Linked DNA regions of Homo sapiens: region 2 is linked to region 1. The links are chromatin contacts, found by Hi-C or POLR2A ChIA-PET in ENCODE. All regions are on one chromosome and are shown on one strand. The core of a region is the stretch at or near the end of the contact, and the rest is flanking DNA. Distances in the headings are between cores, read along the strand shown. Region 1 overlaps ANKRD29 (ankyrin repeat domain 29). Region 2 overlaps CABLES1 (Cdk5 and Abl enzyme substrate 1).

What was found. A loop is a pair of places that touch in the nucleus more often than their neighbours do. ChIA-PET counts read pairs that join two places held with the same protein, here RNA polymerase II (POLR2A). Pooled maps may share reads with other maps.
Region 2: a loop to region 1 is called in a map with no recorded cell type, with 14 times the contacts of the local background. The contact joins two enhancer-like sites. A Hi-C loop is called at or near these places in 9 of 37 single-sample maps with no recorded cell type and 4 of 50 pooled maps. POLR2A ChIA-PET finds 5 or more read pairs at or near these places in 1 of 52 experiments (AG04450).

What each region holds. Positions count from the first base shown.
Region 1 is chr18:23,616,176-23,621,057 of GRCh38, reverse strand. It overlaps ANKRD29 (ankyrin repeat domain 29), which reads left to right. Exons shown (of 10, transcript NM_173505.4): 7 at 1,429-1,527; 8 at 3,231-3,326. Among named protein-coding and RNA genes, the nearest start is that of NPC1, 32 kb to the right of the region's middle. Within about 2 kb of position 2,105, at least 10 of the 41 ENCODE cell types and tissues checked have a DNase peak (open chromatin) inside an H3K27ac peak, as active enhancers do.
Region 2 is chr18:23,225,679-23,230,560 of GRCh38, reverse strand. The region is part of intron 4 of CABLES1 (Cdk5 and Abl enzyme substrate 1); the gene reads right to left. Among named protein-coding and RNA genes, the nearest start is that of CABLES1, 93 kb to the right of the region's middle. RefSeq lists an enhancer at 3,809-3,908. Within about 2 kb of position 2,985, at least 20 of the 41 ENCODE cell types and tissues checked have a DNase peak (open chromatin) inside an H3K27ac peak, as active enhancers do.

The sequences.
Region 1 (4,882 bases), core at 856-3,355:
ATTGAGATGGGGGTGGAGAGCCTCATGCGTGGCCCTTGTGCTGGTCCACAAGCGTCCTGCACTCTTACACCCCAGGGTTGCAGCTGGTCTCGCCATTCTCTGCTGGCCTGGCCATTGTATCTACTCAGGAAGTCAGGGCACTGTGGCCTTGCCTTCCCGACACCAGGCTCACTCCAGCCGACTGTTTCTCTGTCACTTCTGATTTCCCATAGGCAGACGGGACTCCTGGATGCCTAGGTGCTAGGTGGATGTGGGCCATGGGGACTGGGGGACCACTGACTCTGAAACTCCCACGGCCATTTCTCTCCTATCTCCCGGGCACCAGCAGAGAGCAGAACTCTAAAGGGCTTGTAACTTTCCTGGTTTCTCACAAGAAGAGAAAATCCTTTCCCATCTGGAATTCCCCATAACTGACCTGATGTTTCTTCCACAACCTAGGTTACCTCTCCCCCACAACACACGCGAGATTCAACGCAGAGGGGGAAGAAAACGTGGACACTCTCACGTGACCTCCGCCTTCCCCCTCCCTCTCTAGCTCCTTCACACATTGGAAGGCTTTCCCAGTTTCCATCCCATCTGCTGGGAACCACCCTACTGTCAAATCCTTCCCCATCCCTTGCATGTTTTACTTTTTTCTCCTCTGAAGCAATATATCTCCACCTCATGGCCCAGTGTGCACAGAGATAGCAATATTGGGGAAATACTCCCAAATATACGCAGAGGAAATATTCCCCAAAATGCTGTCCTGCCGTAACTAGTTTATGTGCATCACTTCCTAGAAGACACAACAACAGATTCCACCTAAAATTAAGCCCCCTAAGAAATGAGGTGGCTTTGGAGGGTTCTGGACACCAGACTAGAAGAGTAGGAGAAATGACTTGAGTTCTCTGACCCGCAGACCCCACCTCAAAGAAAACTGCCTGCGTTCTATGGGAATGAAGGGTGTATTTTGTGAACATTAAGGTGTGACCCACTGGGAAAGCAAAGAAATGGACAGTCTTGGGGGAATAGGCCGGCTTCTCTCTGGGTTTGTGGAATTTGGTTCTGCTGTGGTGTATGTATACAGGTCAGCTGCTCCCCCAAGCCTTCAAAGCAAGGTTCCCACGCATCTTTCCATGAAGTCTGTACCACCCTTTTTGGTAAAAGATCCAGCCACAAAATGGATGATTTTATAAGCCAAAATTTGAATACTGGCAATTATTCAAGTAGCCCAGGCTCAGCCACGTGCCGTCTGCGTCCGTGGGCTACACACACCCCCTCTTTTCTCACTGCCTCCTGGGCGGTGTGGATCAGCTGCAGAGTGTGATCTGCGGTCAGGGAGTGCCTTCCCGGAGTTTTCGCTTTCAGACCCCTGGTGTTAAAGACGTTCTGTGAGCGGGTGGGGCCGGGCGCCCCAGTCACGGCGGCCGCCGCCTCCTCTTCCCGCAGGACGGGACAGCGCCCCTGTGGATCGCGTCCCAGATGGGCCACAGCGAGGTGGTGCGGGTGATGCTGCTGCGCGGAGCCGACCGCGACGCTGCGCGGAACGTGAGTGCCCGAGTCGCGCGGCCAAAGAGCGAAGCCTCCCGGCGCGCCTGTGTGGAGAAAACGGGTCTTGACTGAGTCTGCAGCCCACATGGGTTTCCTCCCAACCTCCTTCCTTGAGCAGGAAAACAAAGTCAAGGTCTGATTCGGTGCTGCTCGGTCTCTCTCCTCCTCCACCCGAGATGACCTTGGGACGCACTAGAGAGGGTGGAATCTTAGCCTTAGGCCTGAGGGCGGTAGAGACGGGGCCTCCCGCCTGTCCTGGGGGCCTCCCGCCTGTCCTGGGGGCCTCCCGGCTGTCCTGGGGCGTGTCCTAGGGGGATCCCCTGGCTGGTGCTGCGCCTCCTGCAGGCCCTGCCTCTTGCCCCTCCTCCCTGGAGCTGCAGACCCCTTGCACCCCGTCCCCTGTTGGCCCGCCGTCATCCACTGGCCTCTGCTGGTGCCACCTAATACTGCCTTTGTGTGCTGCACAGCAGGCCCTTTTCCCCATAAGGAAGGCTTGAAGAGAACCTGACCACCTATGCTGTTTGCTTTTTGTGTTTTACTGTGGCCTTTGTATAACCCTTGCTTACGTAACCCACCTTCCCCTCTCCAAGTCTAAGCTCCAAAAAAGGGAAATCACCAGACGCGTTCGCCACCATTTCACTGCCCTCTCTCTCACTCTTCTTCTTCCCACAATCTCTGAAGCCAGAAAAGACCCCCACCCCCCGCCCCCCAATTCATTCTTCCTTCTTTCTGATTACAGATAAACCCTAATGGCAGGCCGAAGTGGTTTCTTGGCTACGGGAGAATTATGGACTAAATCCTCCAAACACAGCGACTGATATGTGAAAATGGGAGAAAAAGGAATTTGGAAACTGTGTTCTTGAGCCAAAAAATAACGACAGAAGCTAAATATTAATTTTTGAATTTGGCTTTTCATTCTTTTTAGCAGATTTTATTTTATTTTTTTCTGAGACAGAGTCTCACTCTGTCACCCAGGCTGGAGTGCAGTGGCACGGTCTCAGCTCACTGTAACTTCCGCCTCTGGGTTCAAGTGATTCTCGTGCCTCAGCCTCCCGAGTAGCTGGGACTACAGGCACGGGCTACCACACCCGGCTATTGTATTTTTGGTAGAGACGGGGTTTCAAGTGACCCTCCTGCCTTGGCCTTCCAAAGTGCTAGAATTACAGGCGTGAGCCACTGCACCTGGCCTTTTAGCAGATTTTAATCTATCACCTCTGCCCCTAAGCCCCACTACCCACACACGGGCGGATGCCTAGAGCAGACTAGGGCAAGGCTGTATAAATTTTTTTAGAAACAGTAAATACAGCTCAACAATGATCTAAATTATTAAAGACAGTTAACCATTTCTGCTAAGTTATGAACAGCCGAGAATGCCTCTTTGGTCCAACCATGGCCTAAAAATATGCTCTTGAAATTCCCCTTGTCCCCTGCCCAGTGTTCTCAGGAACTGTAGAAGTATGAATTCCCAAATGGCAGAGTTCTAACATAATCTAAGTCACTGTTTATCTGATACTCTTTCATGCAGAATTTACTGCTTAATATTCTCTAAAATGCTCCTAGATTAAGAGACATTGCTGATCTGTGCTTAATTTACACGTCATTAGTTTCTGACAACGGTACTTTCCAGTTCCCAACTGACTGCTTTCAAGCAACACAGATATATGTTAATAATCAACTTTTATTTTCCTCTTTCTGTTAAGGATGGCACAACAGCATTATTGAAAGCAGCCAACAAAGGGTATAATGATGTCATAAAAGAGTTGCTTAAATTCTCACCCACTCTTGGTATTTTGAAGGTAAGACCTAAAGATAAATTTTACTAATCTGTAAGAGAGAGGTTAGAAAGTAAGTCCTCACTTGGGGACTGTGTCGAATTTGGGTGCAGTTAGCCTGGTTAGTTGGATTCTTGAAAGAACACACCTGCAGCTTCTTGATGCTGGAGATCCCAGGGGCTCTGGTAGAAGTGGGGAGGTGGTAGAAAGAGTGAACCACAGTCTGTCATTACCTAGTTTTGCAGAAAAAAAAAAATCGACAGTAGTAATGAAATAGCTAATTGGAAAGTATGCCATTTTGACACCATTTGGAGGATTTGTGAAATCAAGGAAGAAGAACAGACACTTATGTCTGTTCTCTTCATTTTCTTAAGCAAAGAACCACTCTGTTTTGTTCCCTTAAGTGAAATAAAATAAGCCTCAAACACCTGGAAGCCTCAGAAAATATGTCAGTATGGATACCTGGGTCACCTAAAAAACAGAGCCAAAACTCTTTTTTTAAGTTTTGATCTTTTTGTTTTGTTTTGTTTTGCTTTTTTGAGATGGAGTCTCCCTTTGTAGCCCAGACTGGAGTGCAATGGCACGATCTCGGCTCACTGCAACCTCTGCCTCCCAGGTTCAAGTGATTCTCCTGTCTCAGCCTCCCAAGTAGGTGGGATTACAGGCACGCTGCCACCACACCCAGCTTTTTGTATTTTTAGTAGAGACGGGGTTTCACCATATTGGCCAGGCTGGTCTTGAACTCCTGACCTCAAGTGATCCACTTGCCTCAGCCTCCCAAAGTGCTGGGATTACTGGCATGAGCCACCCTATCTGGCCTAAATTTTGATCATTTTTGATTAAAATATTTCTAACCTATATTATATATCAGGAGTCAGCAAACTTTTTCTGTAAAGTCTTAATAAATATTAGTATTTCTGTTTACTAATATAATTATATTATTGATTATATTAATTTTATTATATTATATTATTTATTATATTAATAGTAATGCTTACTAACATTTTAGTAAATATTACTAAATAGTAAATAGTAATAAATATTACTAATTACTAATATATTTACTACAGTAAAGATATATTTATTAATATATAAATATTACTATAGGAAATATATACTACAGAATGTATTTACTATACACTATATATATAGTATATATAGTATATATATATATATACTGTATATATAGTGTATATATATATATACTATATATATATAGTATAAATTTACATTTTTTCAGAGACAGGGTTTCACTCTGTTGCCCAAGCTTGAGTACAGTGATGCAATCATAGCTCACAGTAATCTTGAATTCTTGCGCTCAAGTAATCCTCCTGCCTCGGCTGGGACTACAGCCACACACCACTGCACCCATCTAATTTTTAAATTTGTTGTAGAGATAGGGTCTCACTATATTGTCCAAGCTGGTCTCAAACTCCCAGCCTTAAGCAATCCTCCTGCCTTGACCAGGAGGCATATTAGTATATGGCATATATTTACTATATATAGTAAATTATATACTGTAAATACATACTATATAATATATAGTACATATAGTATGGATGTATTATATACATACAGTA
Region 2 (4,882 bases), core at 1,736-4,235, 390 kb after region 1:
ACTTTTCCACGCTTTTCCTCCCTCAGATTCAGGGAGAGGTTATCACTAACTTCAGGGCTACCATTTTGCTGGCCTGGAATTAAGAGCATACACGTACAGGCGTGGGCATAGTCAGCCGTCCACAGAAAACAAAACAGATCTCATTTCTAACAATGTCAGTTTCTTATAGGTTTTTTTTGTTTTTGTTTTGAGATGGAGTCTTGCTCTGTCACCCAGGCTGGAGTGCAGTGGTGCGATCTCAGCTCACTGCAAGCTCCGCCTCCTGGGTTCATGCCATTCTCCTGCCTCAGCCTCCCGAGTAGCTGGGACTACAGGCGCCTGCCGCCATGCCCGGCTAATTTTTTGTATTTTTAGTAGAGACAGGGTTTCACCATATTAGCCAGGATGGTCTCGATCTCCTGACCTTGTGATCCGCCCGCCTGGCCTCCCAAAGTGCTGGGATTACAGGTGTGAGCCACCGCGCCTGGCCCTTCTCATAGCTTTTTAATTTGTATATGTTAAGACTCTTGGGATCTAAAAAATACATCTTTCACAAAGAGGCTGACAAACTTTTCCGGGTTCATTCTTCTTAGGTAAGGGCTCTGATCAATGTTGCTGGAATCTTTCTGATATTAACATGAAACATGAAATTGCTGTTCTTTGGTCGTACTTGACCCCCATAAACAGCAGTTTCACATTGTGCCACATAGCTTAACAGCTCAGGCAACTGCTCAGTCTTTATGTGTGAGTGAAAAGCAGGCAAGACCCATGGTCTTTGCTGTCCCTCTCTTTTGGAAGCCTAGAACGTTGGAGTTGCATGCAGAAAGGAACTCTGAATGGTGGAGATTCGCTCCAAAAGAATCTTTTAAAAACTCCAGTGAGAAAGAATGAAGCAGAAGTCCCAGTGGAGTGTGATGAAATCTTGGTATTTTCTAAGATCATTGTTCTGAATTCTCATTAAAATGGTATATTAAAAATAGAAATATCTGTTTGGCTGAAATGCCAGCACTAACTCTCCAGCACCAGGAAATAGAGCTAGAGAATGTCGAACTGCAGCTGAAAGTAATTAAAAGCAAACTGAAGTTGAAGTTTTCACTTTCTTTGAAAGAGCCAGATTTTTCCCAGACACATCTAGTGTTCAAATACTAATTTATTTTTTAATAATTTTTGAGATGGAGTTTTACTCTTGTTGCCTAGGCTGGAGTGCAGTGGTGCGATCTCGGCTCACTGCAACCTCTGCCTCCCAGGTTCAAGCGATTCTCCTGCCTCAGCCTCCCGAGTAGCTGGGATTACAGGCGCCTGCCACCACACCCGGGTAATTTTTGTATTTTTAGTAGAGATGGGGTTTCACCACGTTGGCCAGGTGGTCTTGAACCCCTGAACTCAGTTGATCCGCCCTCCTCAGCCTCCTAAAGTGCTGGGGTTGCAGCCGTGAGCCACCGTGCCTGGCCCTACTAATTTACTTATATTCCACTTCCTTTTAAAAATGGCATAGAGGCAAGTTCAAATACTACACATGAATATTGTCTAAAGTTGTGTATATTAGGTTAAAATGTTGCAGCTTTTACTCAGAGGTGAACACGGTTAGTCAGGTTATAGGAAGTGATCTCATTTCTACAGACACCCTAACTGAACTACTGGCAAGGAACTGTGGACGATGCAAGGTTGTCATTCCTTCTCTCTACAGTCCTGGGTAGCGCTGCAGCTTAGCCACATGTACCTAGAGGAGCTGCTTTCACATTCTGTGCAAGTTTGTGAACTTCTGCAGAGGCTGTAGGCAACAAGCACACTGAAAATCCAGCACAAAGATATATACTTTTTTTTTTTTTTTTTTTAAACAAAGGCTGACATTTAAAACTGGCCCACGGGGGTGGGGGAGTGGGAGTGACTGGAGGGGGTAAAAGGGAGGGACTCAGAAGATGGGGGTGGGGATTAAAACAGGAGGTAAAAGCACATTTGGGGAGACAGCCAAGCAGCAGTTATACCGTTAAGCAATGAGCAGAAAAACAGGCTGGTTCATTTTGGGAGTGTAAACTCATCCTTCATAGGATGGCACCAAAATTAATTTAATGTAGCTCTCCTTGAATGCCTGTAATTTCACTGTTAGAAACCCCTGGACCCCTGTCTTAGTTTTGGCTTCTTCAGCACAAAGCACACATGCACAGCTGTGGAGTCACCTGATCAAAGCAGGTGGCTAATCTAGCTATCTTGGGGCCAAAGGGGAATACCTAGGTCATTATTAATCATAAAACGGCCGACTCTGGACTTCATCTTTTGTAAAAGGCAAAATGATTTTTAGTTTCCTCTTCTGTGGCTCCCTGGCAGAGGCCCAGCCAGCTGCTCACTGAGCCATAATGCATGAAACAGATTCTGACAGGAAAACAAGATTCCCTATTAGATAACAAGAAGTTCAAGCTATGGCCCTTTCCTCAGGGAGCATGATCAATGAACTAATTAATATTACTCTCTTAAAAAAAGACAAGACTTAAATATCTAACACCTGGAAACTAGATGGAAAAAGTGTGATCCAATTAACTAGGTTCCAAGGCTTTCTGCTTCCAAAATGGAGTGGTCCTGACTTCTCTCCACCATCCTTTCTCTAATGGTGCTCTAAGCCCAAGAACTTGGAACACCTGCCAGGAGCTCCACTAGGCGCTAGCTCTTCAAAGGACAACAATAGGTTGAACACTTTGATGTGTCAATAATTTAAAAGCCAATTAAATATTAACAGGATTTCCAGACCCTTCAAAGAGAATAAGGAGTGAGAGATTTCCTGCACCTAAAGCAAAGCCTGAAAGCTGGATTACGAAAGGAAATACCACTTGTGAGCTAAATTTTAATTAAGAGATTACACATGGGCCGGAAGTCGACGACACAAGTCTTCCCCTTAGCTTAAGAGTCCCGTTTGTTGCCCTTCCGATACAGTGCAGCTGCCATCTTGGACCAGGCCTGCTTGCTGACATCAAGCAGAAGGTGCCTCCAGAGTTCAGAGACAATGGAACAGGGTCCACAGTTGATGGACAAAAGTGAAGTCAAAAGCAGCTTTTAGTCTAGAAGTCCCTTCCCACTCCCACTCAGGACTCCATCGATAAGCCATAAGCCATCCCCTGCAAGGGCAACTGGCAGACAATGAAGGGGTCTTAACGTAGCTTATGACCAAATCTTTGTCTAAAGGCAGCTCCTATAAACAGCCAGATAATGGCATGAGTCATCCATGAGATCATTCCAGAATCTGTCTCTGTGTGGGAATATGCTTGGTGTGAGGAAAGAAACACAATTTGTGAATGTGTAATTTTCCACAACAAAAATTTTCTGGGGAAAGTGGGTGGGGAGGAAGGGGGCATGGGCCTGGAGCCAGGCAGGGAGCATTTAGGCTTGAAGGCTCTAAGAATAGAAGACGCTGTTCTCTGTGTCGCAAAATGATCAACACTCAGGAAATGGACCCAAGCGGATGACCTCATCTGAATGCCCCCAATGCCAAAAGTTAAGGATATAAACACCATGTGGAAGCTGTTGACAATTTAAAAACACACCCCCCAGAGGCACCTTGCAACTCCACTGGGAAGCCATCTTCTTCATCACATGGTCTCTGATGCATCTGTAGTAAGTAAGTGACTCCTGCGACTATCATACAGTCAAGTATGGTTATCTTAAGGGGTGTGAACCTACACACACATCACAGAAACTCTTTTTGCTGGAATCATCTAGTTTGGTGATTTCACATAACCTCCAATCTCAAGTTTACTAGGTTCTCTCCTACTTTCTTCTGGTCGGATCCATGTGTACAGAAATACCAACCCACATCCAGATCTCAGGAAGTAAAGAGCACTTGGTGGCTGGTGTCGGTTCCCTTATGCATAGGGACAATTCTAGGACTAGTTCTCCATACAACACCTGCAGTCTCTCACTCACCAGTGGGTCGTGCTCTAGAAGCTCCTGGGCTGGCAAGTTGGAACTCAGAATGCATTTTTCATTGATGCAGTAAGTGGAGATTAGCCTACCCAAGGCTCTCTGAGCCTATAATGTAACTGAATCAGCCCAAAAGCAAAAACAAGAGCTCGGGTCATAGAAGCAAAAGGTCAGAGGGTGTATGAGGGTAAAAAAATAGGAGGAAGTTGAGTCTCTCCTCTTGGTTTCCTGGTCCAGGCTTGACCCTCAGGAACTTTTTTTTTTTTTTTTTGAGATGAAGTCTCACTCTGTTGCCCAAGCTGGAGTGCAATGGCACGATCTTGGCTCACTGCAACCTCCACTTCTCAGGTTCAAGCAATTCTCCTGCCTCAGCCTCCCGAGTAGCTGGGACTACGGGCACATGCCACCATGCCCGGCTAATTTTTGTAATTTTAGTAGAGATGGGGTGTCACTATGTTGGCCAGGCTGGTCTTGAACTCCTGACCTTGTGATCCGCCCACCTCGGTCTCCCAAAGTACTGGGATTACAGGCATGAGCCACTGTGCCCAGCTGAGTAACACTTTAAAGGTCAAGTTTGTATTATTTCACCTTCTTCTCTGAACTTCCCTTTCCTTCTTAGGACTCCAGGACCCTTTCCCCTAAGCTATTCCTGTTTTTCACAATTCCTTCCCTCTCTCTACATGTAAATCCATAAATTCCTTTGCAGGGCCCAGGTTTCCCACTCCTGGCCCTATGGCGGTGGCACAGTAGCCCACAATGGGGGCTGGAAAGCGAGGGGAAGAGAAGTGGTCTTGGATAGAAGTGTTGGACAAGCTGTTTACTAAGTGGGGTCTGCCTATTTAGGAAAGTTGAGAAAGTTGCTTGCAACTCATTTTGTGAGCTGAGGGTCACCAAGCCAAACCACAAATCCACACTAGAAAAGAGAAGGCCGTGACTAATGTGGATAAAAGGCAGAAAGATTCAGGCTGGCCTTGGCAAGTGTTAGTTGAGGAAA